3 separate regions of the Mus musculus genome follow, and regions 2 and 3 are each linked to region 1. Evidence: chromatin loops called from intact Hi-C (ENCODE). Cell type or tissue: left cerebral cortex. All regions are shown on one strand.

Evidence for each region. Hi-C counts contacts between places; a loop is a spot of excess contacts. Peaks named below come from ENCODE experiments on the same cell type or tissue, not always from the same donor. Only the 100,000 strongest peaks of a DNase experiment are listed, where the experiment ranks them.
Region 2: it touches region 1 in a loop (3-fold over the local background); 5 of 42 quality-filtered maps call a loop at or near these places.
Region 3: it touches region 1 in a loop (2.0-fold over the local background); 2 of 42 quality-filtered maps call a loop at or near these places.

The regions. Positions count from the first base shown.
Region 1 is chr3:21,555,782-21,563,781 of GRCm38, forward strand. No RefSeq gene overlaps it. Among named protein-coding and RNA genes, the nearest start is that of Gm31610, 70 kb to the left of the region's middle. In left cerebral cortex, no CTCF peak of the experiment used is centred here; DNase peaks (open chromatin) are centred at 2,456, 4,645, 7,344 and 7,818; H3K27ac peaks cover 885 bases.
Region 2 is chr3:20,651,754-20,659,753 of GRCm38, forward strand. No RefSeq gene overlaps it. Among named protein-coding and RNA genes, the nearest start is that of Gm31466, 150 kb to the left of the region's middle. In left cerebral cortex, a CTCF peak has its summit at 3,715; DNase peaks (open chromatin) are centred at 3,816 and 4,344; H3K27ac peaks cover 733 bases.
Region 3 is chr3:22,186,676-22,194,675 of GRCm38, forward strand. It overlaps Tbl1xr1 (transducin (beta)-like 1X-linked receptor 1), which reads left to right. Exons shown (of 16, transcript NM_030732.3): 4 at 1,691-1,836; 5 at 3,093-3,315; 6 at 4,240-4,372; 7 at 4,717-4,858; 8 at 5,345-5,408; 9 at 5,495-5,592; 10 at 6,433-6,493. Among named protein-coding and RNA genes, the nearest start is that of Tbl1xr1, 110 kb to the left of the region's middle. In left cerebral cortex, a CTCF peak has its summit at 4,032 (motif pointing left); DNase peaks (open chromatin) are centred at 4,031 and 4,856; H3K27ac peaks cover 300 bases.

The sequences.
Region 1 (8,000 bases):
ACCCACTCCCACTTTTTGGCCCTGGCGTTCCCCTGTACTGGGGCATATAAAGTTTGCAAGTCCAATGGGCCTCTCTTTCCAGTGATGGCCAACTAGGCCATCTTTTGATACATGTGCAGCTAGAGTCAAGAGCTCCAGGGTACTTGTTAGTTCATATTGTTGTTCCACCTATAGGGTTGCAGATCCCTTTAGCTCCTTGGGTACTTTATCTAGCTCCTCCATTGGGGGCCCTGTGACCCATCCATTAGCTGACTGTGAGCATCCACTTCTGTGTTTGCTAGGCCCCGGCATAGTCTCACAAGAGATAGCTACATCTGGGTCCTTTAGATAAAATCTTGCTAGTGTATGCAATGGTGTCAGCGTTTGGAAGCTGATTATGGGATGGATCCCCGGATATTCATGCCTTGATTCTTATGTTCTATTCTGCACATGACAAATTACTGATTTATATTGTCTGAGTTAGGGCTATTACTATTGCTATAATAAACCTTAATGACCAAAAGCAATTTGGGGAGAAAAGGGTTTATTTGGCTCCCACATTATAGTCCACTACTGAAGGAAGTCAGGACAGAAGGTAGAGCAGATCCGGAACCTGGAGGCAACAGCTGATGCAGAAGTTGTGGAAAGATGATCCTGGCTGGCTCATTTCTCCTGGCATGCTCAGCCTGCTTTCTTATAGAATCCAGGACCACCATCCCATGGGTGACCCCACCCACAGTGTTCTGGGCCTCTCCCACTGGTTACTAATTGAGAAAAATGTCCTATAGTTAGCTTGTGTGTGTGTGTGTGTGTGTGTGTGTGTGTGTGTGTGTGTGTGTACATTGTCATAATATATCTCAGCATTGTGGTGCACACCTATAAACCTAGCACTCAGGAGTTGGAGGTAGGAGAAATCAGGAGTTTAAGATCATCCTTCACTATATAGAGAAAGTCAAAGCCAGACTCAGAGATCTTGTATCAAAAAAATATAAGAAAAAGGCATAAGGAAACATTATTTTTTATTGCTAACCCCATCCCCACAAATTAAAAAGACAAAAAAATTGTCAAGTACCCAGAAAACATTTAATTAACTTATAACAATTATTTCTTTATTATAGTGTTTAAAACTCATTTATTTATACAGTTAAATGTAATTAAGAATTAAAAGTTGATGCTTTAAATTCAGCTTTAACTATTTTCCAAAGTTTGGAACTCATATGTAAAACAGACATGTTTTTGTGGGCATTTGCAGAGCTTTAGTGCCACAGGTTACAAGTGAGAAGTAACCTGACCATTTATCTAGTTATGCAAGGCAGTTAATAGTAGGCAAGGCTTGTACAGCACTCAAGGAACATGACTGTATCTCTAAGCACAATGGACATTGGCGGGAGAGAGGCAGCTTCCTCCAATTCAGCCATGTCTCCAGTCTCATTCTGGACTACCTCCCACATTCTGGGGTTGCTTACTTGTTGTAAGAGATCTGACTCCCCACTATATGCAATGGAAGATGGCTCTTTCTTCTGTCAGACAGAGCCAGGAGAATCCAATGTTTGAGCATCATGAATGAAGTTGTGTTTGATGACATTCCTCCCTTGTCCCTAGAGGATTCGTGTCATGAAACCAGCATGCACGCTGTCTAGCACATTCCCATTCATCAACTGGAGACATAAAAAGTTGGGTATCTCTAATGGGAGGGTGGCTTGTGTGTATTTGTATGTCTGTGGGTGTGGTGTTCATATGTGCACACTTGCATGCAGAGGCCGGAGGACAGCGCAGGGTATTATTCGTCAAGTACCACTGACATTTGCTTTGACAGGGTCCCACAGGCTGCAGCTAGGCTGGCTGGTGGATTCACTTGCTCTTGCCTCTGAATGTGCATTTTATATCCTGAGCACTGGGGTGCCATAATACCCAGCATTTTTTTTTTCTGTAGGTTCTGGATATCAAACTCAGAGTTTGATTTTTTGTTGTTTTTGTTATTGTTGTTGTTGGTTGGTTGGTTGGTTGGTTTGGTTTGGTTTGGTTTGATTTTCTGCTTATAGTATAAGCACTCTACCACTTGAGCCATCTCCCCAGGACCTGGAAGGTAATTTGAGTCTTTGCCAACAAAGTATCATTTGGTTAATGAACTCACACACATGCACACCTGATTTATAACAAAGATGTGATTTCCAAAGCCCAGGGGTTTAAGAATAATTATCCTAATTAAAAAGAATAGAATAATTTCTACCCCTTACATCGTGGGCAGAACATACGTCATGCTCACTGCTGATCAGTCAACAACATGCTGGGTCTCCGCCATTTTGCCTTAGTCATACTGAAGCTGTCTCTGGTGTCATTTTTAAAAATCTGACTCTTTCTTTCCCTAGATCCTAAACCCTCCACATTTTCCCACACAGGGTACAAACTCTATTGCCTCTCCCATCCCCGTGCTCTCCGCCTCATGAATTTTAGAGTAGCAGGCAGCGTGCCATCGACTCTGAACCCATCTGGAAGCACTGCAAATTAGTTTTGTGTGAAATGTGAGTGCAGAACCGAAAGCCAACTCTGACTTTATATTTTATAATGAGACTGAAATTTGGCCCGCATTTGCTAAAAGCCATGCCAGCATTTGCTACGGGCCCGTGAGCAAAAGAGTCCACATTTGTTGAGAGCGAGGAAGAAGTCAGGCCTGTCTCCCAAATGTCACTTTGAACATTGACCCTGGGAAAAAAAAATGAGCAGAAGGTGATGCACAAGATCAGTGTGGAAGTAGACAGAATCCTGCCTTTCCATGAAATTGGGTTTCAGCCCATCCTCTCTCCTCCAAATGAACTCCAGGGACAAATGAGCAGCTTTTTTGTGGTCATCGTGACTCTAGAGAGCAGCAGTTAGTCTGTTTTCCTGAGAATTCACCTGCCAAGTTTTGACCAAATTAGATTGCAATGGAAGGGACTCCCCTTTCCCAGTTATGACACTGACCTCTATGGAATAGAGAGGCAGATTCCAAAATATCTTTTATCTGTCTCTAAGACACATATGATTCTCCCCCTGTGTCTGACCCTGATGTTCTCACAGAGAATGACCCCTGTCATGTTTATAGCTTAATGAAGTGTGTTGTAGTCATATTTCTCTGATCTGGTGTAACTTGAACCAGGAACAATTATAAAGCAAGAAACTATAAGCAGTGAACTGGTATGTGATATGTGTGGAAATTTGGGATGGGCAATATGACTAGCCTTATGGCCTGAGTTTGTTCCCTGAAACCTACATGTGTAAGCAGAGAACTGACTTCCAAAACTTGTCTTCTGGCGTGCGCATACACACACCCCTTGTCCCCCCCTACACACACACACACAAATATGCATACACCATGCACACACAATAAATAAATAAATAGGGGGAGGTTGTATAAACAAGAGAAAGCATATCATCTATGCAAGCTGGAAACTGGTGGACATAATGCAGAGGAGAGGTCAGAATTAACCAGTTGGAATCAAAATGAAAATATACAAAAGAAACAACACAAAGTACAAATTTCTAAATGATGAAACAAAATAAATTCTTTTAAGGTTGCAAACAAAATGGAGAAAGAAAGACATAACAGAACTCAGGGCACAAGCTTTTGTTCTCTCAGGGCTCTTTATTTAATGAGTCAGCCAGGCACATGAAAAGTACCAGCCTCAGAGATGGGTAACAGAAAAAAGAGCCTTATCTCTCCCCTGGTCCCCTGCATTGTCTCCCAGCTAACAGCTCAGTGATGCTCAAGCCTATAGCACATGTGCCTCTGCCAAACACCACACATCCTGAACTTCATGGACACCCATTCCCATAAGAAAATTAGTGTTCACTCAAAAACAGGCCAGCACAAAGATGCAACAAAAGGGTACAACCGGGTTGACATGAGTTCAATCCCTAGAAGCCACAAAATGAAAAAAAAAAAAGAGTGATTAGCTCTACCAAGTTTCTCTTTGACCTTTGAATGCATTCTGTCACATGAACAGTCTCCTCACTCCATCTGTCATACATACATCATATACTCACACAACAACAACAATAATAATTTTAATTATTTTGACTCTCAAAGTATATGTGTGTGTAATTAATCAAACTTCCCTCCTTGGGACCTTGAAAGGCTTTCTATTCCTATACTATATTTTTATACACAACTTTCTGGCTATGCTGTGCAGTTGTTTATTCACATGTGTGCACATGCATGTGAAACATATAGGTCAACCTCAGGTATCATTCCTGAGGAGTCATCTACTCTATTTTTGAGCTAGAATCTTTCACTGAACCTGGAGGTTGCCGAAAACCTAGTCTGGTTGTAGAAAAAGCTCCAGCAACCTGTGTCCTCCTCCCCAGCAATTGAATTACAAGGCTGTGCTACCATATCTGCCTTTTAAAATGTGGGTTCTAAGGATAAAACTAGGCCCCCACACTTGTTAGGCAAGCATTTTACCAAAAGAGTGATCTTCCCAGCACCTTGTTTGTCTCACCTTGTCAGACACGGCTGAAGAGCACCAAGCAGTACTTAGTTCATTGCTTCGTGAGAAGCTAACAGAAGCTAACACAGAATCTGAGTTAGAGGGAGTATTTCCCTTGTTACTCATCCATCTTTGCTATATCTCTGTATCTTCCAAGGTCCAAGTTTATTTATGGCTGAGAACAGAAGGACAGAGTTATAAAATGAAGGGGATTCATTTTAGCATCACTCTGCACCCCCTCCGTATACCTCTGCGTTATTAATTTATTCCACAAAGGAAGGCACAAGGCACTTTGCTAGTTTTAGGACCCAGAGTACAGATGAAATGAACTCTGTCCTTCGGATAAAATCATTGCAATAACTCAGAAGGATATTTTGCCTTGAGAACAACTTAGAAGCATAGTGAAGGTGGAGCAGAAACGTGTGGGTCAGGAATGAGCACCAAGTCTTCTGTAGATCCCATTACCCTTGGAGTCCCAGGCAGTGTGGAAGCATGGAGATAAAGCCTGATAAGCACACCATCTTCCTGACTCAGGGATGCCTAGCAAGTTTGCCTGTACACAGGCAATACTCTATATGGGCTGCACAGATAGGTTGGACCATCCTTTAGCCACATAGGCGAAGATGTAACTATGGATAAACATGAATGATACCTATTTCTCTTAAAGTTTTATCCTGCTCCCCAGATGGACTTCTTAGTGCAAAGGAACCTCCCAAGAGGGAGGCTAGGCTGAGAATCTCTCCTTGTATCGTCTGAGTCCCAAGAAAAGCAGTCTGCTGAAACAGAAATTAGATGGGCACTGAGCTATCTGTGTGTTTTTCTCAGTGTCTAAATAATGTCTTGCACTGTGATTGTTCAAAATAACCAAATTAATAAATAAGTGCATAAATAAAGAGGTGTGACATGATAAGGCTAGATGAGAGACACTCACACATAGACCACACTCCTACCATTTCTTACTATGTTGAAATTTCCACCATCGAAAAGGACTTTGTTCTAATACTTCCTTGCCTTTGAACTCAGGCACACTGAGATGTGGAGGTGCTACAACACTTGTCTTTTAAACATATGCTGAAAGTATGCTGGGAATACAGAATACACCATTTACTTTGGCCAGTCCTAAAGTGAAATATGGCTTTCTAGAAGTGAGCCAGTTGAGCTACTTACATTCCATATGAACCACAAAGCCTACTACTGAGAGTTAGTCCTCATTTTCAACTTGACTGGCCTTAGAGTCACCTGGATGGCACTCTTGTGAGTGCAGCTGTAAGGTGTTTCCAGAGATAATTAATTGAAGAGGGAGTCCCATGCTGAATGTCATCCCAGGGGGTTAAATTGTGGAATGAATAAAAAGAGCAAAAGGAATAAGCCAGCTGGGCGGGGGCATCACTCACCCCACTGCTGCTTGCTGACCTGCCCCATGGACTAAGCTGCTTAGGAGCAATGCCTTCCCCTCCAAGATAGACTGCTTCTCTGTAACAGTCAGCCACAACCAATTCTCCCGGCTTTAAGTATTTAATATAGAGCACAACTGCCCTTCAGAGGAACTTTGAACCTGTACACAAATAAGAAGACATAGGCAGGACTGTTTAGTGCTTTTAGAAAGAAAAGGAATAGGTTTTTTTTTTCTTTTTGTTTTTTTTAATGGAAAGAAGGAGGAAGTTGAGAGGGAGAGAAAGAGGGAGGGAGGAAAGAACACAGTTATAGATGTCAACGTCTATTCCAGCTTCTATGACCAGAAGTGTATTTTACAAGTTCAGAAAGCTGAACATGGTCATGCTCATGTGATCCCAGCATTTGAGAGGTACAGAAATCCAAAGCCACCATTGGCTAAGCAGAAAACTTGAGGCCAACCTGGATGACAAGATGCTATCTCAAAAAAAATTAAAAATAAAAGTCTCATAACTTACTCAGTAGTTGAAGAGAAGCTAAAGAGAGTGAAGAAGAGGAGGAGAATAAGAAGAAATAATAAAAGCAACTGAGATGGTTCAGTAAATAAGAGTACTTGAAGCCAAACCTTATGACTAAGTTCAATTCCAGGAACTTACATAGTAAAAGGAGAGAACCAACTTCCATAAGCTGTACTCTGACCTTACATGTGCACCATGGTATGTTTACACACACACACACACATACACACACAAATAAATGTAAAAGTTTTAAAAATAAAAGTGATGTCAATAATAATAGGATATAATAGGAAACACAAAAGTGAATCTAGCATGTTCATCGCTTTACTGAGGATGATGGGAGATGCTTTCCCAGCTGTGTGTCATAGGAAAAGCAAGGATTTGTGAGTCGGATATCTAGGGTTTGACTTACTCCAAAGAAGATGGACAGTTTGCATACGAAGATGACTTCTGAAGTTTCTCAGAAGTCACCATTACTAGCCTTTAAGATCACAGCCTATACACTAACAAATCTAGTTCAACTGTCCACCTTCAATAACCAATTAAAAGAGCCAAAAAATTAATAACAATAACATTGATAATAAAAGCAAAGAGAAAGAGAGGTATATTTAAACTGGCCACTTGCGAAAGAGGGATGAAGAGATCCAGTGAAACTCTCCCTCATCATCCTGAAATGAGATAAACAAATGGCTATGGACAGGCTGTCCTATGTCTTGTCAAGGTGTGGTTTCAGCCTAGTTGCAAGGGTTTCATTCTTTCAGAGAGCTAAGTTTCCAGTCCGGCTGGCATGTTTTGTTCTCCTACTGTGGGGAAATTCCCATTTCTTAGGGTTCCTGTTCCAGTGGTTTGATAGTCATAGAGAGACATGGGTATCTCTTTAGGACACCTTCAGCTCTGCCAGACACATTGCATCATGACTTATGCAGTGGTCTTTGGTTACCATCTCATTCATGAAAACCTGCTAATGAGGGGTGGAGCCTAGATCCAAACCATATGCTCCTTGACAGCAGAGTGATTAAGAACTTCCCTGGGCCAAGATGTACAAAAACAGTGTAGTGTGGCATATGAAAATGTCCTTTCGGCAGTAGAGTGCCTTTGCTCAGAATATTCTAGAAATTTAAGATTCTCTATTCCCACTAATGTTGAAAGGAAGCTCCAGGGCAAGAACTAAAATAAAATAAAACCTCTCACCCACATTACAAAGGAAATGAAGGAAAAAACTTTATGTATTTAAACAGTAAGAAGTTAACCAGTTCCCAAAGTTGAGTAAATTTGTTTCAATCTTACAAGTTTGACCAAAGATCAGTTAAATAACAAGTAAAAATTCTCTGTAGAGATTTTTAGAGATGACTAGCAGAATGCCGTATGCCACTGATACCTGTGTTTCCCTCAGGCCTAACGAGTCAAGAAGAAAACCAACCATGCTTGCCAAGTTCCCTTAATTTCCCACAGTGGAACAATGTCTGCTCAAGGAGCCTCTGTCCTGAAATGACTCAAGGCCTTCCTCCCTTGAGCAAGCACAGAAAAACATGGGGGGAGGGGACCCACATGCCAGAATCTTGCTAGCCCATCAAGGGCCTCATTATATAAACAGTAATGAAATGACTGGGGTTGATAAGTAACTAAACTTGCAGGTAAGTGTTCA
Region 2 (8,000 bases), 900 kb before region 1:
TTATTGTTCTACTACTGGAAACACCATAGAAACAAATGCTGAAGTTCTACTCTGAGTCCTGATTCTGCTATAATTACTTTGGGGAGGTTATTTAACCCCACTAAGCTTGTGTTTCTACATCCTTGAAATAAATATTGTAATACTGACCTTATATGGTAATTTTGAAAACTAAATGCACAAAAAATTGCATGAAAATGTACTATAAGCCATAAAATGGACAAAGCGGTAGCTTTTTTATACCTACACATGATGTTCCTATAGCATTATACTAGATTCTCTCCAACTGCATGGCACAAAACGGAACACCAATCATAGGCATATTACAAAAAATAGGTTTGTGACTTTTTTAATTTTATATTTTTAATATAGTTTTGCTTTTAGGATTTATTTACTTTTTAGTGCATGGGTATGAATTTTTGACTGCATTTTGCCTATATGTACACCACATGCTTATCTGATATCTGTAGAGGCCAGAAAAGGGCATTTTCTCCCTTGGAACTGGAGCTGCAGGTTGTGAGTCATTGGATGAGGTCTGAGAGCTGAAATTGCACGCTCTTTAAGAGAAGTATGTATTCTTAACAACTGAGCTATCTCTCCATCCCATTAAAAAGATTCATTTAATTTTAATTTGGTGTATGTGTGTGTGTGAGTATCGGTATATGCATATGTGCCCATGGAGTCTTGAAGAGTACCTTTGCTCCCCTGAACCTAGGGTTATATGTCATTGTGAGCCACTCATTGTAGATGCTGAGAATCAAACTTGGGTCCACTGCAAAAGCAGCAAATGCTTTTAGTCACTGGGACCATCACTCCAGGCCCTGGTTTGGGGGTCATTTTTGTATGTGTGTGTGTAAAATAGCCTCTTCCAAGATGGTTGCACTATAATCTTAATGTGTCTCCTCCAATTCATGTATGGGAAAACTTAATCCCCAATACAGCAGATTTGGAGGTCAGCCTCTTGAGAAATGTTTTGGTAATTAGACTTTGTCTTTTTGAGAGGGCTGGTCTCATTAGCTGTGCCATTTTCTTTAAACTAGGACATTCTATCCTGGAGGCAGGAGGGAGAATCATGAAATTTACAATACTCAGGAAGTTCAGAAAGTTACATGATTTTTGGGTCCATCTAAAGGTTTTCCACCAGTAATAACTGCTAGGAAAGAGGGGACTTTTAGTAGAGCTGCCTGTAAGTGGGGCAGGAGCTCAAGGTAAACAACTTTCGAGAATCATGTCTCATACTGAAGTAGATTTTTCCAGTGATATAGCTTTTTTAAGCCACCTACAATATGGTAAGATAGATAGAATATCTTTCTATGCTCTAGTCAGTAATCCTGGTAAATTTCTTATATTTGCCCCTTGGGTGTATGTAATAGTTTCTTAAATCTCTGTTGGTATCATACCCGAAATGAATATGCATTTAATCATATATGCCCACGAAGTGTCAAATTATAGAATGCGTTTGTAGAATTGGCCTTCTTTCTTCTCTTCTGTCCCTTCAAACTCACTTTGCTATCCTGTGAATGAGGAATTAGATCTTCAGATTTTCAGTCTCTAAAGTGGTAATAAATTACCTTTTGCTATTTGTAAACTTCCCAGATGCTGCTATTTTGTTTCAGCACTATGAGTGCAGTCACTTAGGCTTGCTTGTACGGGGTAGGTTCTAATGCTTTAATTGGGAATCTGTGTGTGAACAATGAAGGTCCTATTCCCCCAATTAGTTCTTGATTAATCAATATAGATGCTAATGGTGAATGGCTGGGCAGAAGAGGCAGGGCTTAAGATCCCTCAGGCAGGCTAAGAGACACAGGAGGAGGAAAGGGTTTGGAGGGATGGAGAGTCACCAGCCATGTGACTATTTACTGCTTCCCTAAGCTGGAGATTAGAAACAGAGCTAAGCTGAGGGTAGATGTCTAATGTTGAGCCAAGAGAAGGTAACTGGGCAACTAAGCTAAGGGCAGATGTAGGCTGTTGAGCAGGGAGTAAAGGAAAAGCCACGATAGGTGTGGGAGGCTTAGAAAAGCCAAGCCACTGAACCACACTAGTTGGAGGAGGCTTAGAAGAGCCCAGCAGCCGAGCCATAAGGCAAGTTCAAAATGAGCACTGTGTGTGTGTGTGTGTGTGTGTGTGTGTGTGTGTGTGTGTGTCTTTTATCGGGGGATCCAAGGGAACCATGGTGGTGGCCTGGAGCTTAAAGCACCGTAGTAGAAGGTACACACTACATTTGCCAGAGGCTTTTTTTTTTCTGTTAATAATTAAATGTAGATTACAAATTTCTGCCTTATGAAGCTTATTTCATACCTTAAACCTTACTTTGATTTATTTCATACAAAGCCTAATTTCAAGCGTATGTATGTAGCCTTTCTTTCCATGAATCATTTCTGTATCTTCTTATTCCTTTTGTATTTTTCTACCTTTAGTCTCAGCCTATACCAGGACATCTCTTTCTTCTGGGTGAAAACACACAAGTACAAAGAATAAGAATGAAACAATTTGTTTTTCCCTAGACATAGGAAAAACAAAATCAAAACAAAACAACCTAAAACCAGATTCTATTGATTTGTTGTGTTCCCCACTGCACAAACACCTCAGTTTAGTGTTGAATCCCTTTTAATACATTTTTTTTTCTAAATTTCCCCATGAGAAAATTTCTAAATTCCCTCATTTTTCCAGGTTATGTCAGCAAAGATCTTTACATCACAAAGCTCAGTGCCGTTTCTCTTCTGGGTAAATATATTTCCCCTCTTTTTAGGTATTTTTCTCTGTTTCTAAAACTAAACTGGCAACTTCTGAAGTGAAGGACAAAGCTTAAGGCAAGAGAAAATGGCTTTTGTGTTTATATTAAAAAATCCAATACCTGTTTGAGCTTACTGTGAATGAGTGTGGTTATATGAATGAGAATGGCCGCCATAGAATCATACTTGGATAGTAAGATCTTACTCTTTTTAGCTAAATGGGACTTGAAATTCCCTGGTTTATTTTTATTTAAGAGGCTCTGTACTACTCTTGGAAACTGGCGTTTGCCAGATAACTGAGTTCAGAAGCTGTGGAGAAGTGTCCAGCTCAATGCTTAAGTGTTGTTTTCACAAAACACATAGCTGTGTGTTTGCTGCTTGCTTTGATTGCAACAGGAACCACTTCCCATTGTCACTTAGCTACCGTGTGTCTTTTATCAGGTCAAGAAACACAGCATTAAGCAAAGAAGACCCTAAGCTAAATGTCAAAGATCTGCATATGGAATCTCTGAGATGTCACCTGTAAAATGCAGGCATATTAAAGAGGAAGGGATGCCTCAAGAAATGAGCTCTGGTTACTTCATCTTCTGCTATAATATTAATGACACTTGACCTTCTTAATCTCAATTTTCTTCCTTTTCTGCATATGTTTGGAAAACTAGAAAACATATTTTTTATTTAAGATATTTCCATTCTTTGGGGAAAGATAATTATGTAAATTTGAAACAGAAAGTAATAGACATTTATTTCTGAGCCCAATTTATTTGAGAAGTTTTCTGTTATAGGGAAGTCTGTGAGCACAGACTCTTCAGTTTCCCATGTGTCTATTATGGAAATTGAATTATTTATTTCAATTATGCATTCAATAAAATCACACTCTTTTCAATGGATGTTTTCTTAATGAGGATAGCTGCAGTTTCAGAAAAAGCCTTTCCACACAAACTATCCTGCAGTTTACCAGAATTTGCTGCTGTACACCTTCATCTACTCTAGAGGGCAATAGAGTGTTAAAAATGAAAGATGTTTTCAATGATAAAATCTATAAAACCCTTAAAATCAATCTTCCCATAAAACTGAAAAAGAGGTGGGGGTGGAGGTGGACCTAGCCAGAGAAAGGTGCTCGTGACAGGATGATAATCTCAAACACAAAGTCCAGGGGGAATTAGGCAGCAATTGAAGCTGTCAGCTGAGTAGGTGCATGAAAAATGTAAGAAAACCTCCCCCAAGTTACATAATGTTGAGAACAACATATAAAAGAAAGATAGTAGCAAAAACATAAGAAAATGACAAAACAAAACAGCATCACGATCATACTCCCAATATAGTGGGAACAGATGTTTGAGGTTGGTCATTCTGAGATGATCACTGTGCAGATTATAATGATTCACCTAGACATTCCATGATGCTTAGACGATAGTGACCAGAGGCAGAGGAAGGAGTTGTCTGGTTCTTCATTTGGGATATTTGTACTTATAAACAACCCATCTTTTCAGCTCCATTTCACTCCTGTTCATTCAATTCTGGTCCATGGCCCTGCCCTCTTACTCTAGAGAAACAGGATGCTGACTGGACCCTACTGGCTGAGCTCCCCCTGCCTTCAGCTCTCTGTGCTAGTCTTCACTTGCCATCCAAGTTATTTCTTCATGATTAGTTGTAACTGAACTCTGCTTGTCCTTATGGTGCCATCTTCTCTCACTTTTGCCAAAACTTGCTTAGCTTTTCAACCAGTAAATCTCCCCTTACTCCCTCACACATCTGCAGGTTCATTTCCCTCAATCTTTAAAATATATTTGAGCATTTCTCAACCAACTTCCCCAACTTAAAATGAAAGAAAAAATAACTTTGCCTCTTCATTAAGCAACTGCCTAATCTCTCTCCTCTGTTTTTCCACATCTCTAATAGTAATCTATCATCTGTTTTAATTCACTTTTTAGTCCACTGCAGCCTGACCTTCATATTTGCTGAACTTGGCTTTGCCTGAATCTTTAAAGACCTTTTCCACAAATGGATCTTTTCAATATAATGGAATTATAGATCTTACACTTTTGCATTTGACAATTCACCTTGAACACTCTGGTTCCTTTTCTAAGCAACACTCCCCTTATTCTTCCTGAATATCTCTGCTGCTCAACAGCTAAGTTCTTTCCTATGCCAGATCTCATCATTCCAACATCTAACAATCTTTACTGGTTCTGAACCAACAACAGATAAAGTGAGTTCTCTGAGCCCTGCACAGCAGGCATAATTTTCAGTAACTTACCTGGGCTATAATAGTGAGGCTCAAATATAAGTATTTATAAAATGAATAAATATATCAGTCACTGAAAATAGTTCATTGTTTTTAAAGTTGTTACAATTTGGTACTCAGTGTTTTGTGTGTTTATTTGTAGATGCTGAAAGAAATTAAGCACCTGATGTGTGACCATTGTGATATAGGATACTATAGTGAATCAGGCCAACATGCTTACTGTTTGTGGAATAGCATCATTGCATATGGGTCTTTTGAGAACTTTATATCTTAAAATAATTCACTTTGCTATTCATTATTACAATGGTGAAAATATTTTCTATAAAAGGGTTGAAAATGTATTTGCTGAGTCTGATATTAAGTTGACTTGCAGCAAGTTTTATTCACTTTATTTTGGTCTATGCTGTTCTTCATGTGCAGTCATGCATTTGACCACTTGTGCAGAACCAGATACAGATGATATGCAAAGAAGTCAAGGTGGTCACAGTCTAATAAAAATCCATTTGATAAAAATTCTAATGTTGAATGTTGACCTTAATATGATTTTTCACATGTAAGAAAATGTGTTCCTCCTTTTTCCTCCATTGCTGGTGGGATTGCAAACTGGTACAACCACTCTGGAAATCAATCTGGAGGTTCCTCAGAAAATTGGAAATATATCTACCTGAAGACCCAACAATAACACTCTTGGGAATATACCCAAAAGATGCCCCAGCATGCTACAGGGGCACATGTTCATAGCAGCCTTATTTGTGATAACCAGAAGTTGGAAACAACTTAGATGTCCCACGACAGAAGAATGGATACAGAAAAATGTGGTTCATTTACATGACAGAAACTACTCAGCTATTAAGAATGAGGACAAATAATGCAGGCAAATAGATGGAACTAGAAGAATACCATCCTGAGTGAGGTAACTCAGACCAGAAGGATGTACATGGCATGTACTCGCTAATAAGTGCATATTAGAAAAAAAAAAAGTACCTAATACCCAAGATACAGTCCACAGAACTCAAAAAGTTCAACAAGCTGAAATGCCCAGGTGAGGATGCCTCAGTTCCACTTGGGAGAGAAAAGAAAGCAATCACAAGTGGGGAGGGAGGGAGGGACCTGGGAAGCAAAGTGGACAGGTTTGGGGGGGGGGAAGTATGGGGGGAGAGGAGAACATGATCTGGTATTGGGTGAGGAAAAAGGACTGAATCCCTGAGCATCAGCAAGTAGAAAGAATGGAAAAAGACAACCTCAGGAAATAGGAGGTTGGGGGACCCTCCAGAATGCACCAGGGACCTGGGAGGTGAGAGACTCTCAGGACTCAAAGAGAGAGACCTTAGATGAAATGCATGACAGTAGGAAGAGAGAACTTATATAGCCCACCTCCAGCAGGAAGACAAGACATCAAGTGAGGGATGGGGTTGCCATTACATAGTCACATGTCTGACTTCTTGTCTGAAAGAATTACAGGGATGGAAATGGAGAGGACCCTGAGGAAAAGAAGATCCAACAACAGGCCCAAAGTGGGATCCAGCTCAAGGGAAGGTCCCAAGGCCTGACACTACAACTGAGGCTATGGAACACTCACAAAAGGGACCTAGTATGACTGCCTTCTGAAAGACCCAACAAGCAACTGAAAGAGTCAGATGCAGATATTTGCACCCAACCAATGGACAGAAGCAGCTGACCCCTGTTGTTGAATTAGGGAAGGCTGAAAGAAGCTAGGAGAAGGGCAAGTCTGTAGGAGGACCATCAGGCTCAATTAACCCTTACCCCTGAGATCTCTCAAACACTGGACCACCAAACAGACAGCATAAACCAGCTGATATGAAGCCCCGACACACATACAGTAGAGGACTTCCAGGTCTGTGTTCACTCAGAGTTGATGCACCTAACCCTTAAGAGACTGGAGGCCCCAGGTAGTTTAGAGGTTCAGGTGGGGTGAGGGGGGTGGGGAGAAGGTTTGGGATGTGGTACAGTTGGAGGGTGGATGGGGGGATAGAATATGGAGTGTAAAATATAAATTAATTTTAAAAAGTAAAAGGAAAATGTGTTCCTCTTTTGATATTTTCACAAACATATAAATGTTTATAATTTTCTTAGATTTTTATACACAAATGCATAGTGATTGTATCATTTCTCTTCCTTCTACTCCCCTCTAGCTCCTTCTTATACCTCTCTACTTGCTCTCAGATTCATGGCAGAGATGCAGGTAAAAGCATAAAAACACTTACTGCTCTTGTGGAGGGTCCCTTTGGTTACCAGCACCCATGTCAGGCAGCTAGCTCACAGTTGCCTGTGCCTCCATCTCCAGAGCATATGATGGCATGTGTGTTCTGGACTCCACAGGCATTTGCAATCTCATGTGCAACAGCTCCCATGGATATATGCACATCATATATAAAGATCTTTTAAAAGAAAGTAATTGTAATGTTTTATCATAATTGAGATGTTTTCTGAGAGTTCAGCTTTAAAAAGAGTTTCTATAAAGCACAGAGGTTGAGTCCTTGTTATTTTTGCAGAGGACCCAAGTTATGGTTCCAGTATTCATATCAGGTTCCTCAGAATTTGCCTAGAATTCTTTCTCCAAGGGTTCCAATACCCTTTTCTGGTCTTAGCAGGAACCCACAAACACACACACTACACACACATACATACACATATACACTAAGTATATATCTTAAAACAAATGAAATAAAAAATGAGTTATAAGGACATGTTGAAGACACACTTAATTTAGAAACAAAGGGTGGTGACATCTAACCTCTAAGATCAGAGGGAACTTGGGTACTGATTCCTTACCTCGTTGCCTTTGACCCATTAACTTCAGGTTGAAGAATGACATAATTTATATTTATGTCCATAGACTGCTTATAGTTTCAGCTTTGTATAAGGTTTTCTGTCTTTAAACTCTGGACACCCTGGTCCAGAAGTCATGGAATTTTTTGTGGCTGAATTTACTGATTCTTTGTTGTTGTTGTTGTTGTTGTTTTTGAGACAGGGTTTCTCTGTGTATCCCTGGCTGTCCTGGA
Region 3 (8,000 bases), 630 kb after region 1:
CAAAGGTTTTCCAGGGAGAAGAGCTTACTGAGGGCCTGTGTTTTGTTCCTTACACAGGAATCTCCTGTCTCCATGTCTCCAACTTGATCTCCTCACCTCCCGCCATTTTCCCTAGTGTTTCCAGTGCTTGGTCTTGCCTTTCTGCTGTGTGCCCTGCCAAACTCAGGACTTTGGAATTTCTGAAGGATAATGTTTCAGGATGGTGTCTTCCATCTCATGCCACATTTGCCTCAGCCACCTTTGTGATCTCTAGTTAAACACAAAACTCTTAAATATCCTTTATCACAAGCTAGTCTGTGGGTAAAATCATGAAGTTAAAAGCAAGATTTCTGAGAAATGTCTTTCTCCCTTCTCCCACTGTGGGCCATTAAGGCAGAAGTAGAAGCTTTGAGAACACAACCATGCATACATTAGCCACCCCTGAGCCTTTCCCAGTCAAGTGGTATCTGGAATCATGCAGTCTTTTAAAACTTGGTAAACTGTTATGGAATTTCAGTAAAGAGAGTGACCACCCTGTCCATTACTGGAACTTCACTTTGCTATCTGGACCAGATTTTTGTAACAGTATGAATGAGGCTAATATCAAGAGATTGGCTATGTACCCTCATGTTTTTAAGTATTTTTTCTTTAATTATTTAATTTTTAATTACTTAATTTTGTGGCCCAATCCTCCACTGGAATATGGTCGGTAGTCTGCTTGTCCCCTGAGTGCTGGAACTAATTGTTAAAGGAGGCCTAGGAACTGTACTTTCATCTTGTAGTTCTTTATTTAGAGCCGGGTGATAGAGGCACACAACTTTGATCCTAGCACTCAGCAGTCAGAGGCAGGCACAGATTTCTGTGCGTTTAAGGCGAGTTTGTTCTGAAGAGTGAGATCCAGGATAGCCAGGGCTATACAGAGAAACCTTATCTTAGAGAAACAACAACAAAAACTTTAGATGAGTTATTACGTAAAATAGTAATATTTTTTTAGTCACTAAATATATATAAAAATAATGTATGAATTCAGTTACAATTTGATGTATATTTCCTTTGGAAACAGTTTCATACAGCCCAGGTTGCTCTTACGTAGTCAAAGATAATCTTGAAGTCCGATCTTCCCACCTGTTCACTTCTGCGTGCTGGCAGTATGGGTGTGCACCATTGCACACAGCTTGGCAGTGTTGCTCCCAGAATCTAAATGCATGGTAGGCAGGCACTGCTGGCCCACTCACATCGGCTGCCCCAGGCTGCGTTATTTTGTCTTGTTTGTGTTGTTTTCTAGTTTGGATTTATTTCCTAAGTCTTTTTTTTTTTTTTTTTCAATATGCCACAGAACTATGATGTGTCGCATGAATCTTGGTTTGCTTTTGTCTCATGAGGCAGGTGAAGTGTGTTGTAGCTCACAGCTTCTCAGGGTTTGGCATTTGATGCATTTTCTTGAGGAAAGTTGTATTACTGTTGTACAGTTAGAAAACCTGAAGACATGCAACCCATTAGAAGCCACATGTACAGTAGCCGAGAGCAAGGGAAAGTAAAAGGCTGGCAAGTTTCTCTTTTAATATTTTTATTTTCAATCATTTCTTAGTTGTCCATTTACACCGTCAAGTGATGATATGTAATTATAAAAGATAACAAAGTTTTTTCTGTTTGTAATTTAATGTGATGTTACTAGCAACATAAGTTCTCACAGTGTTTCCTTTGCTTTTAGGATTTTCTCATTCTGCGTTTACCTTTGGTATAGAGAGCCATATAAGTCAGTCCAACATAAATGGTGCCCTGGTTCCACCCGCTGCACTCATCTCTATCATCCAGAAAGGCCTGCAGTATGTAGAGGCAGAAGTTAGCATAAATGAGGTAAGGCAGATGAGTTCCATTTCAAACACTGATTCTGATTCTTAAATGTGGTTGTTTATTGAGTATCTGACCTTGACTTCATGGGTTCAGACAGATTAAAATTATTCTTCATAACTGTACTGGTCTTCATACCAGCGGATAATTTCTGTAGACTATTCCTCTGCGTGTGTGTGTGTGTGTGTGTGTGTGTGTGTGTGTGTGTGTATGTATGTAAGCAAAGGAAATCATGTTTAACACATAAGTAATTTGGCTGGAGAGTACTAAGAACAAACTGATGGCAAGGACATAAAAAAACACTGTTAGTTTCATGTACCCTGATGTTGGAAGCCAATTTATTTATAATTGATGCCAACATTGATTCTCAGAGCTTCGTGTCCAAGGTTCATGTGGAAGTAGTGTGTTTATTTCTGGTGTTGGCATGCTACTTGTGCCTGAGGCCATCTTACCTGCTCCCTGATTCTATAAATTAGCTTTGTAGCACAGCCGAGCTCATTTAGTTCTGGACTGTCACTGGGTAGCTGCTGGGAACATGAGGCGCTGTAACAAGGACCTTACAGCCTTTAAAGCATTCATAAGCACACACTGCATGTTCTTTCTGAGTAGAACTTTGTTGTAGCTACAATGTTTAGTGTATGGCCGGAATATGTAGAGGTAAACACATGCCCTCCCCCCCCCCCCCTTTTTTTTTGTAAAAGTAAATGAAAAGATTTTAGCTGTTTAAAGTAGTCCAGTTCCCTTTTGGTATCCTCAGCGGTGGGTTACCACATTGCCACAGTTAGCATTATCTGTGGGTCCCTTCATTTACTCCTAATGTCAAGTTTGTGTATCACACACATCTAGATGACTTCTGTGTATGATCATCCTGTAATGTTTAGAGAAAACCAGTAAGGTCAAGATCTGCTCCCGGTCAGTACAGGTGCTTTCCTTTATTCCAAGGCCTGGATCCCGTGGTATGACATATTCATATTGGTCAGTGTTTTTTACTAACAGCTTTTCTTACCTGGATGTTATACATTATCATTTTATTATCTTTAAGCTTTTGTGAATGGCCTCTTGTATTGGTTTGTCTTTGTGCAGAGTTCAGCAGGACCTCAGTGACAGTTGGTGGCTGTTTGCATCTTTGTCATTCTTGCCCCCTTCCTCCTTCTTGCTCACGTTCACGGTTTCCTTAGAATGAAGTTGTTCATTTTGTTAATGGAATGTTTGTTAACCTCATGACTACATCTCATTTTTCTTTCCCGGTTTTCCAACCCCAGGATGGCACCTTATTTGATGGTCGACCCATCGAGTCTCTGTCCCTGATAGATGCTGTTATGCCCGATGTAGTCCAAACAAGACAACAAGCCTACAGAGACAAGCTTGCACAGCAGCATGCAGCCGCAGCCGCTGCCGCTGCTGCCGCCACTAACCAGCAAGGATCTGCAAAAAATGGAGAGAATACAGCAAATGGGGAGGAGAATGGAGCACATACCATCGCAAGTGAGCCGAGAATGCTTGGAGATGCTCAGCACACACTACTGTTCTCCATTGCCCCATCCTTAGAGCTGTACTGATAGCCAGTGTTTGTCTTTACCCCCCAACATGCTTCGCTTAGTCAGGGTTTCTATTCCTGCACAAACATCATGACCAAGAAGCAAGTTGGGGAGGAAAGAGTTTATTCAGCTTACACTTCCATACTGCTGTTCATCACCAAGGAAGTCAGGACTGGAACTCAAGCAGATCAGGAAGCAGGAGCTGATGCAGAGGCCATGGAGGGATGTTCTTTACTGGCTTGCTCAGCCTGCTCTCTTATAGAACCCAAGACTACCAGCCCAGGGATGGCACCACCCACAGTGGGCTTTCCCCCCTTGATCACCAGTTGAGAAAATGCCTTACAGTTGGATCTCATGGAGGCATTTCCTCAACTGAAGCTCCTTTCTGAGTGATAATTCCAGCTGTGTCAAGTTGACACACAAAAACAGGCAGTATAGTGCATCACACAGTTCATATTTTCTACCTAAGATTCTAAAAAGCTAAATACACTGAATGTTTGTTTGTTCCTAAATGTTTCTGAAACCCCTTTCTACTCTTAAGTGAACATTGCATCTGCAGTTGATTTCTAAGTAAAATTTCTAGTAGTCCCTGTTATAAACATCCAGCAAGGCTCTGATGGTGAGCAATAAAGATGACTCATGCTATAGAAATGATATCAGCAACCCCTACTGGCAGAACTCAGAATAGTATTGTTACAGGCTGTTTAATTCAGCCATGCTGAGGTATAGCCCTTTTTCCCCCTTTCTTTTTTTTACCACTTCCACATACACATTCTCTGGGCATAAACACTCACACTTTTAAAACTAGTACAGCCATACTTGCTAGAAATGTGCTTACCTTCTGACAGAACTGCTACTTCTCATGCTGCAGATAATCACACTGACATGATGGAAGTAGATGGGGATGTGGAAATCCCTTCCAATAAAGCGGTTGTGCTTCGGGGCCATGAATCTGAAGTTTTCATCTGTGCCTGGAACCCTGTTAGTGATCTCCTGGCATCAGGGTAGGTTTTTCAAAGAGCTTTCTAGCTGTTGAGTATTTTGTTGTTTTAGACAGGATTTACTCTGTAACCTTGCCTTGTTGATGCACTGTGTCCTGGGATTATGTCACGTGCAGCATGACAATGGCATCTAAGAATACCTCAACAAAAGGACTGCTACATAGATTTCACTTTCCGGTCATTTTACCTTAGTAGGTTAGTATTATTACTTGGTAGGAGCTCTAAAAGAGAAATATTAGAAATGTTTATATCTGGTAGTCTACTTCTTATTCAGGTGTTAAATGTATGGCTTGGGTTCTGGAATGCTTGCTTATATGAAGACTTAAGCCGATTTTTTGACTCTGAAGGTCTGGAGACTCCACGGCAAGAATCTGGAACCTCAGTGAGAACAGCACGAGTGGCCCTACGCAGCTCGTGCTTAGACACTGCATACGGGAAGGAGGGCAGGACGTGCCCAGTAACAAGGATGTCACGTCTCTAGATTGGAATGTGAGTGTTTTGTTCTTGCATAAATGGTCTGTGAATGAAGACATTTGAGGACTTGGCATTATATAATCTTGAAATTAGATCCCAATTTTAGCTTCAATCTGGCCCCATATTCCTAAAATCCTAATCAGAATTTAGGAGTGAATTGTAGGCTTTGCTTTTTACTTCTTATAAAAAGCATTCTCATGGTATCATTTTTATGTTGTCCTTCCTGGTCTACACTTGCCCCATCCTCACTCATGGTCACCTGTGAAAATGTTCTGCATAGGGACTGCAGTCCTGCTCCACAGCACTTCCTGCCGGTGCACACACTGGGATTGGCCTGTCCGAGAACACCGCCTTCATTAGGGGGTGGGGGTTTGCCAGCCTTTGTTGGCACTTACACATAGATCAGGGTCTTTTGTGCCTGGGACTTAAACAGGCAACATGTGTGTAGTAATTAAATGGCCTTTTGAGTTGTGTAATAAACAAAATGTGTTTCTCTGCCAGAGTGAAGGTACACTTCTAGCAACTGGGTCATATGATGGATTTGCCAGAATATGGACTAAAGATGGTATGACATTTTCTAACTTTATTGATGTTCTAAATTTAAAAGTTTGAAGTAATTTTAATGTGTGTGTTTGTTTGTTTTTAATTTAGGTAATCTTGCCAGCACCTTGGGGCAGCATAAAGGTCCTATATTTGCATTAAAATGGAATAAGAAAGGAAATTTCATCCTAAGTGCTGGCGTAGATAAGGTAAATGAACATTCAGCCAAGCTCTATCAAGAATATATTTGAAAGTAATATTTTTTTCTTTCCTGCTAATCACTGAAGCAGACTTGAGTTCGTTCAAGCATGAATTTGTCACAGTACTAGAAATGTCTTATATTGTCTACTTGTTTTCCTGAGTCTGCTCATTGTATCTGTGTTGCTATGACCGTTCCTCATTTTCTTCTGGGGTTTGACTCTCGTGAAGCATGGAATGAAGTTCTTGGTGCTTCTCAGGCTTTCTCAGGGGCAGCCGTGGCTGTTTCCATCAGCAACGCCCAGGCTCTTAATCAGTTGGGTAGTGCTGGGGAAGGAGACAGGAACTGGCTGAGACTCATATTTTCAGTGAACACTTTTAAAAGGGAGATGAAGGATTCGGGAAAAGCCAGCACTTGGCACTTTCATAAGCAGTTTCACGACCTGCTTTAAGTGGTATCAAAATGTAAACGGCCTTTGGGGGCGGGGGCGGGGGGTTCATAGGAGGTCCAAGTAAAAGAAATCTTTTAGTGGTGATTTTACTATAACAAGCACTTTCCTCCTTATAACTCCTGAGCTGGAAAATCTTGCACCATTGCAGTGATAGCCATTAAATAGTCTAATTCAATGCAGACTCTTTGTTGACAAACAAGAGTTGTTGTAGGAAATAAGTTGGCGAGAAACCACCACAGAAAAGTGAAGCTGCATCATGATCCTTTTTCCTGGGCTGCTGTGAGGAATAAAAACATTGCCTGTGGAGTTCACTACACAGCATCCTTCCGCCTTGATACAGTCAGGTGTCCATTCTGCTGTTCAGACACTCTTTAACTTTTCTTCTCCTTTTAATCTCAGACCACCATCATTTGGGATGCGCATACTGGTGAAGCCAAGCAGCAGTTTCCTTTCCATTCAGGTAAATCAGCTGATGAGCGAGCTCTTCAGAATTCACGCAGGGCCTCAAGGATCAGGCAGTGTTCTTGGTGCTGGTTTCTTGGGAGGCATTCCATAGCTTTCTCCTCAGAGGATCAGCAGGGTTTCTTTTTGTTTTTGTTTTTAAGATATGTACCCTAAGAAAGCAACCAGGTTGTGTAATTAGAGTGCGATGTAAAGTTGGAAGATGGAGCGAGGGTAGCACTGTAGAGTCGAAAGATCTGGCTATAAATGTACTTTCTCCACTTGATAAGCTCTCAGGTCACTTCACCTTTATAGCTACACTTTCACTATATGTAAATGAGGGCTTTTGATAGCTATTTATTTATTGCAAGGACAAGAAAAAAATGCCTTGGAATAAATTAAACTGCTTACTGCTCACATGTTGCTGCCATCTTGTGCATTTTAGATTGATTTGTCTAGGTCTGACCTCTCTTGTCTGTGAAATAAAGGATGGGTATTCTCCGTGTCTCTTGGGTTTCTTCCTGTGTGATGTACAGGAAGTACCCTGGGCATGCAGCTCAGTGCCTTCATTGCCTTCAGCCTGGAACCACAGTGTCTGAGAAGGCAAGGAGGAACCTCTTGCTATGTAGGCTAGCTTCCGACCCACATCACTGCTCCTTCCTCTTCCTCAGCCTCCAGAGTACGGGGAGTGTAGGTGTGCATCATTGTGTCTGGCTTCTCAGGGAATTTCTTGATGGAAGGAAAGGCTGTCAGGGTAGTAGTTTTAGCAGTGCCAGATAATACTTGCTGCTTTGAGACTTGTGCTCTGAGCATTTACCCTGTAGCTGACCACGAGGCTGTAGTTATCATCTTCATGTTTTAGGAATGAACAGCTATGTACGAAGAGCCCGAAGTGAGACCAAGCAACCCAACTAGGCGAAGAAAGTAAAGTGGTTTGCAGACAGTGTTAAGAGTGTTTAGAGTCTCCACACTAATGCGCTGTTTACCTCTTCTGCACTTTCAGCCTGACTTCTAGTCCTTCCCCAGCTAGAGTTTTCCTCCGTCTCTGGCTAGCACCACATGTTTCCTCCTCCTTCTTAGAAGTGATATAAAGTTAAAGGAGTTGGGGGTGGGGGGAATGCTTAGCCACAGTGGAAAGAAAGACAACCGTTGGAGGTATTTCTCAGTGTGTTCTCTCAGACTTTGAACCAGAGCTTACTGAGAAATAGACTAAGCCTGTTTGTCTGTTTGACCTTGCCCCGTGTATGCAGGTGTGTGTTATGGGAGCTGGACTAAGGGATAGGATACTCGTTCAGATGGGGACCAAAAGACAAGGAAACAAGAACTTGCTAGAAAGGAGTTAGCTAGGGGAGGAAGAAGAAGAGTGGGAAGGAACTGAACTGTTTTAAATAAGTTGTACTTTAACAAAGTTCTGCTGAGGAGGAGTTGAGATATGGACTGATTGTATTTATCTTGAAGTGATTACACATGTATACACATGGAAACCATCGCACTGAAGAGAAAGGTGCACCTGTTAGCATCAGGCT